2 separate regions of the Homo sapiens genome follow, and region 2 is linked to region 1. A link is a loop called in an ENCODE intact Hi-C map of the cell type or tissue named here. Cell type or tissue: PC-9. All regions are shown on one strand. Each heading gives the region's core, and the rest is flanking DNA. Links, peaks and the distances in the headings are about the cores only. Region 1 has its middle 110 kb from the start of GATA6. Region 2 overlaps LOC124904265 (a long non-coding RNA gene).

Region 1 (2,820 bases), core at 38-2,537:
GAGAGGTGGGAAAATTACATAATCAGCCTCTTACTTCCCTCACCTTGCACAAATATTCTACGGATAAGACGAAACAATTATAACACATGGAATATTATTCAGCAAGAAAAAGGAAGGAAATTCCGACACATGCTACAACATGGATGAAAGTTGAGAACCTCAAGCTGAGTGAAATAAGCCAGTCACAAGAATACAAATACCATATGCTCCTTATATGAGGTACCTAGAGAAGTCAAATTCATAGACATAGAAAGTAGAGGATGGTTGTCAGGGGGTGAGAGGAACAGCTCCGGAATTAATGTTTAAGGGGTATAGAATTTTAGTTTTGCAAGACAAAAAGGGTTCTGGAGATTGGCTGCACAACAATTAAATAGAATTAACGTCACTGAACTCTATATCTAAAAATGATTAAGATGGTAAATTTTATATTATGTGTATTTAACCACAGTTAACACATACAGACATAACACATACAAGAGTTTAAAACAACAAAGCCGAGCTGGACATGATGGCTCATGCCTGTAATCCCAGCACTTTGGGAGGTAGATTGCTGAGCTCAGGACTTTGAGACCAGCCTGAGCAATATGGCAAAACTGTCTCTACAAAAAAATACAAAAAATTAGCTGGGCATGGTGGTTCACACATGTGGTCCCAGCTACTCGGGAGGCTGAAATTGAGGCTGTAGTGAGCCGAGATCACACCACTGCACTCATGCCTGGGAGACAGAGTGAGACCCTGTCTCAAAACAACAAAAACAACTCAAAACAATTAAAAAAACCCAAAACAATGAAGCCTGAAGAATGCAGCTTGCCCAGCAGGGGAGTGTGTGGAGTGAGGAGGCGCAGCCCCATTGCACCTTGGCGCATTGTGGCCTGACCCAAAGCCATGAGTCTCTGGGGAGCCAGCTACTTCCCCTGCAGGGCAGGCTCCTGGAGCTGGGACCAGTGGCAGTGGCACTGAGAACCAGCACCAGCCACACCTTGAGTAGCTTTGGAATGGTTCTGCTTGGGTCTTTGAGCTTGTTGTTGGAGCACTTTCCGTTTCTATACTCAATCTTGTTATTGACATATACTTTTCCTGTAAGAGAATGACTTGTGACGATCTTCTAGCTTGTGACGATCTTCTAGAACGCTATTCAATTACAAAGAAAAACTGTGGCCTCATGTATGATTCATCATGCAGGAACTCTTCATTTGATAGGACCCATCTTTCTTATAACAGGAAGTAAATACGTGTTGCTAAGCTACTATGTCCACCAAAAGAAAAAAAACCATATAGTAGATTCCATTGTACTCTTTGTGCTCTGTGAGAGTTAATGATTCCTCTATGTTAATTCAGCTCTTTCATTCTTGACCTCTTTTACCTAAAGTTAATTAGAGTTTAGCCATAACGTACTTAGTGTAAACAGAAAAAAAAAAGGCCTGAGTCATAATTTCCCATGAGAAAAGAATGGGCTTTCTTAAACTTTCTCAAAGGAATTTAAAAAGCATTTATTGGTTCAGATTTTTAGTTCTGTGTCTATCTGCCTGTCTATTTGTCTATCTACCTAAGTATCTATCTATGTCTATCTATATTCCTATTGATGGTTCAGGGACCTTGCAAGCATCTGATTTAATCTTATTATTGCAAAAGAAAGAGATACAGACTGCACATGTAAGTTTTAGGAATTGCAAGTACCTCTTTTGAGCCACTGGGGTTGAGGCTTCAGTTCTCTACCACTGAGAAGAATCAGGCAGATAGAGACCATTTTATGACATAGATTAAGGGGTTTAGGTCAGAGGTCAGGAAGGACTATGTGTCAGGCCATTTCCCTAAGAGAGATGTCAAAATGAAAATGAATATTATTGCCTATATCAGATGTCCTGAACTTCAGGGCAATGAGAGGGTCCTGATCAATGGTATCATTCTGTCTGTATATTTACTTACATGAACTCAAATAGGCACACACATGGGTGAGGAGGGGGCCATTTAAGTGGACCTGGCAATTAGGCCTATGACTCAGTCCAAGTTCCCACAAGAAGATGGGATGGGGGTATAGGAATCTGCTGGCCCCACAATTGGGCTCTCTCACAGGCTCTCAGTGTAATCTCACTGTGCTGAGTGTGAGTCTAACAGTTTTGATCCCCACACAGCATGGCTCCTACATGCGAGTCATCATCTTCATGTAATGCTCGGTGATTAGTTTCAATTCCAGTGTAAGAGCTGGCTATGCTGAGCTTCCTGAGAGAGGAGATGTCCATTTCCAACGTGGTTCACAGTTATGGGTTTGCCCAGTCTAACAGGGGTCATAAAGATCTGAGAGAGAAAAAAAAATCGTGAAGCTGTGGCATTAAGTACTAAAATGGTTGCTAAGTTTACCTTCCCACTAGCAGTGTAGAAGTGTCCCCTGATCGCCGCATCCATGCCAACATCTACTGTTTTTTGATTTTTTGATTATGGCCATTCTTGCAGGAGTAAGGTGGTATCACATTGTGGTTTCGATTTGCATTTCCCTAATCATTAGTGATGTTGAGCATTTTTTCATATGTTTGTTGGCCATTTGTACATCTTCTTTTGAGAGTTGTCTATTCATGTCCTTAACCCACTTTTTGACAGGATCGTTTGTTTTTTTCTTACTGATTTGCTCAGGTGATAGGTGCACCAGGATCTCACAAATCACCACTGAAGAACTTACTCATGTAACCAAATACCACCTGTACCCCAATACATTTATTGTTATAGAACAATAAATAAAGTAATAATAAAAAGATTGTTAAGGAGATACATCAGATATGTATAAGTTTTTTTTTTTTTTTTTGAGACTGAGTTTCGCTCTTGTTG
Region 2 (2,820 bases), core at 141-2,640, 270 kb after region 1:
TTCATAGAAGGAGATCAAATCAGAGAAGTTATAGGGGCCAGGTCATGGAAGGCCTTGGAAGTCATTGTAAAGACTTTCGTCTCTTACCCTGAGTGAGATGGGGACTATTGGAGAGTTTTGTGCAGAGAAGTGACATGAGATGACATAAGTTTAAAGGATCCGTGTTATGGGTAGACTTTAGAAGTACAAGGGAAGAAGCAGGGATACAGCTATTGCAATCATCCTGGAAGGAATCATGGTGGTCTGGCCAGGGTAGAAGCAGTGGAGGTAATAAGAGGGGACATATTCCAGATATATTTCAAAGGAAGCACCAACAAAATTTCCTGACAGATGGGATGTGGTGTGTAAGAGAAAAAGAGGAGTCAAAGATGACTCTAAGTGTTTTAGCCAGAACATCTGGAAGCAAGAGTTGCCATTTCTTGAGGTGGATCACAAACAGATTTGAAGAAAGGATGAGGAACTTGGTTTGGCCTTCAATGTTAGGTGATTGAGAAGATAAAGAAGAACCAGTAAAGGAAAACAAGAACAGCCAGTGAGGCAGGAGGAAAGCCAAGTGAGTGTGATGACCCAGAGGTCAAGTAAAGAAAGGGCTTTAGAGGAAACAGATTGATCAAGTAGAGCAACTGTTCAGAGAATTCAACTAAGATGAGGCCTGAGACTGACCTCTGGATTTATCAATGGAGGACACTGGTGACCCTGACAATCCCAGTGCTCTTGATCACTCAGTATAATATTTCAAGCAAGAAAAGAAAAGTAAGTTGCCTAGAATTCCATTTCTAGAAATTAGGAAATACAGTCATTGTCAAAAGGTTGCCATCTGTTAGGTAAGTCCTCTCAACAGTCATGGTGTGACATTGGCCCCATCTCACCTCCTGGCTGAACCACTGCTCATGAATTATAGTTCCAGTTTGTTAGTGAGTTCAGGGAAAGAGTCCATGATGTAACCTTCATCGTGTAACCTTGAACCAGTGCCCAAAATGACTTAGATTTCTCACTATGAAAATAAATATAATGGTCACCACTAAACTAAAATATCAAAACTTGATAAATGCTGGCCCGAGAGAACAATGCTGGCATTGGATTTGCTGAAAAGGAAAGCCACATTCCACAACTACCTTTAAGTCTGTGGAAATGGAAATTTTTTAAATACAGAAAAAGAAAAACTACCGACCCACATGCAAAGGGTGGATTAGGTGGTTTCCACATAGTTAGTGAGGTTCTGTTACCTTAGCGAAGTTCTGGTAAGAATGGGCATTCCTCACCAGCATAATCACTTGCCACTCTTTGGAATTCAGGAAGTGTTTCACAGCAAATGGATAAATGAAATGAGTCAGTGAACAGGATTCATTAGTTGCCTTTCCATAGCCTTCCCTGACTAATCTAACCGCATACTAATCATTGCTTCTTGTTTCTCTGACCCTACCAACTCAACTCTAAGTTCCTTGAGAACTATATAATAAGATGTATTTCTTTGTGTTCCTCACCACACTTAGTTTAGTATTATAGTTATTACTTAATATATACTTCTTGACTGAGCAAAAAATTTAAAAAAGAAATTGAGCTGTTAAGCTAAGGATATAAATTTAATTTAAATCTTCAAGAAAAAGAGATAAGAGAAACAGTGCAAATAAGCCTTACAATGTGCTCAGATTATAATGGTCTGCAGGATTAAACCAACTGGAGCCAACATTCCTCTGATGTTTTGGTATCCAATGGTCTTATCAGTAGGTTTCCAACCATTAATCGTGAGCCATTATTTACTGTTGCCAGTCACTGCCTTCTGGTGTCCCTAGTGATACAACCTTAACCTTCCAAGGGCCCTGTGTCACTTTTGTGTGATGTTTTCATCACACAAAGGGAAGACAGCTGTTTTCTTGGTCGCACTACTTCGTGGTGTCCCAATGAGATGATGGGACTATGTAGCTCTCTACACATGAACTGACTCCATATGCATTCCCACGGGGGATCTTAGCTTGCTTTCTCTCTTTCTTTTTCTTTCAACAAAAAAGGTTAAGTTTTTGTCATTGCTTACATCAGTAACAAAAAACAAATAGACAAACTTTGAAAGGATTGAGGATGGTCAACCCTAGTCAAAGATTGTCTAGCTCATGTTATTTATTCACATTCATGATATGAGTTTATTATATCCATGCTCTTCAGTAATGGCATTGATAATAGGAAGGTTGATTTGGAAAAGCAAAATGTTAAACACTAACCTGAGAAATAATCTGTGATCTTTTCTTCTCTCCAAATTAGTAAAACAAACACTGTGAGCTTTAAAATAATAGAGGTGTGTACTTGGAAATAGTGGATTGCTCTTTTCCGTTTTCCCAGCTGCCATGCTATGGCTAACATGATACTCGAGGTTGTAGCAGAACTTCCAAAGTAAACTTGATCTTTAGAGTTTTACAACAATGATGGGTGAACTTCAGAAAGTTCAGAGATTTTTCTGTCCAAATGGAGAAATAACATTCTTGTGCCAGTTTTCTGTATCTCTGAATTATTTAGTTGAAGTTTTCACAACAATGGCAATTTCTTGACCGTTTCATGCTGGTGACAGGAAATTACACAAGTAGAGTAAGTTTTCTCAACACCCATTCATCAGTTAGCAACAATTCATTGTAGTTTCTACTGTTTAGCCTGAGTCTAGATGCAAATGTTGAAAATGAGGGATATGGTGTTCAGGTTTTCAAAGTGAGATATGGAAGCCCACTCTTTATAGATCTGCCTTGTATCTTGATACAACTTTTTGGTCTCTGTCTTTGAGGGAAGCCATCCTTTAGACACACTCCTAGGTTGTCAGCTATGCCACCAATGAGA

The links. Peaks named below come from ENCODE experiments on the same cell type or tissue, not always from the same donor. Only the 100,000 strongest peaks of a DNase experiment are listed, where the experiment ranks them.
Region 2: a loop joins it to region 1, with 8 times the contacts of the local background. A loop is called at or near these places in 16 of 110 quality-filtered maps.

What each region holds. Positions count from the first base shown.
Region 1 is chr18:22,281,503-22,284,322 of GRCh38, forward strand. No RefSeq gene overlaps it. Among named protein-coding and RNA genes, the nearest start is that of GATA6, 110 kb to the left of the region's middle. In PC-9, for the core only: no CTCF peak of the experiment used is centred there; a DNase peak (open chromatin) is centred at 1,189; H3K4me3 peaks cover 281 bases; H3K27ac peaks cover 1,599 bases.
Region 2 is chr18:22,550,722-22,553,541 of GRCh38, forward strand. All of the region lies in intron 2 of LOC124904265 (a long non-coding RNA gene), which reads left to right. Among named protein-coding and RNA genes, the nearest start is that of CTAGE1, 130 kb to the left of the region's middle. In PC-9, for the core only: no CTCF peak of the experiment used is centred there; DNase peaks (open chromatin) are centred at 1,290 and 1,740; H3K4me3 peaks cover 852 bases; H3K27ac peaks cover 2,500 bases.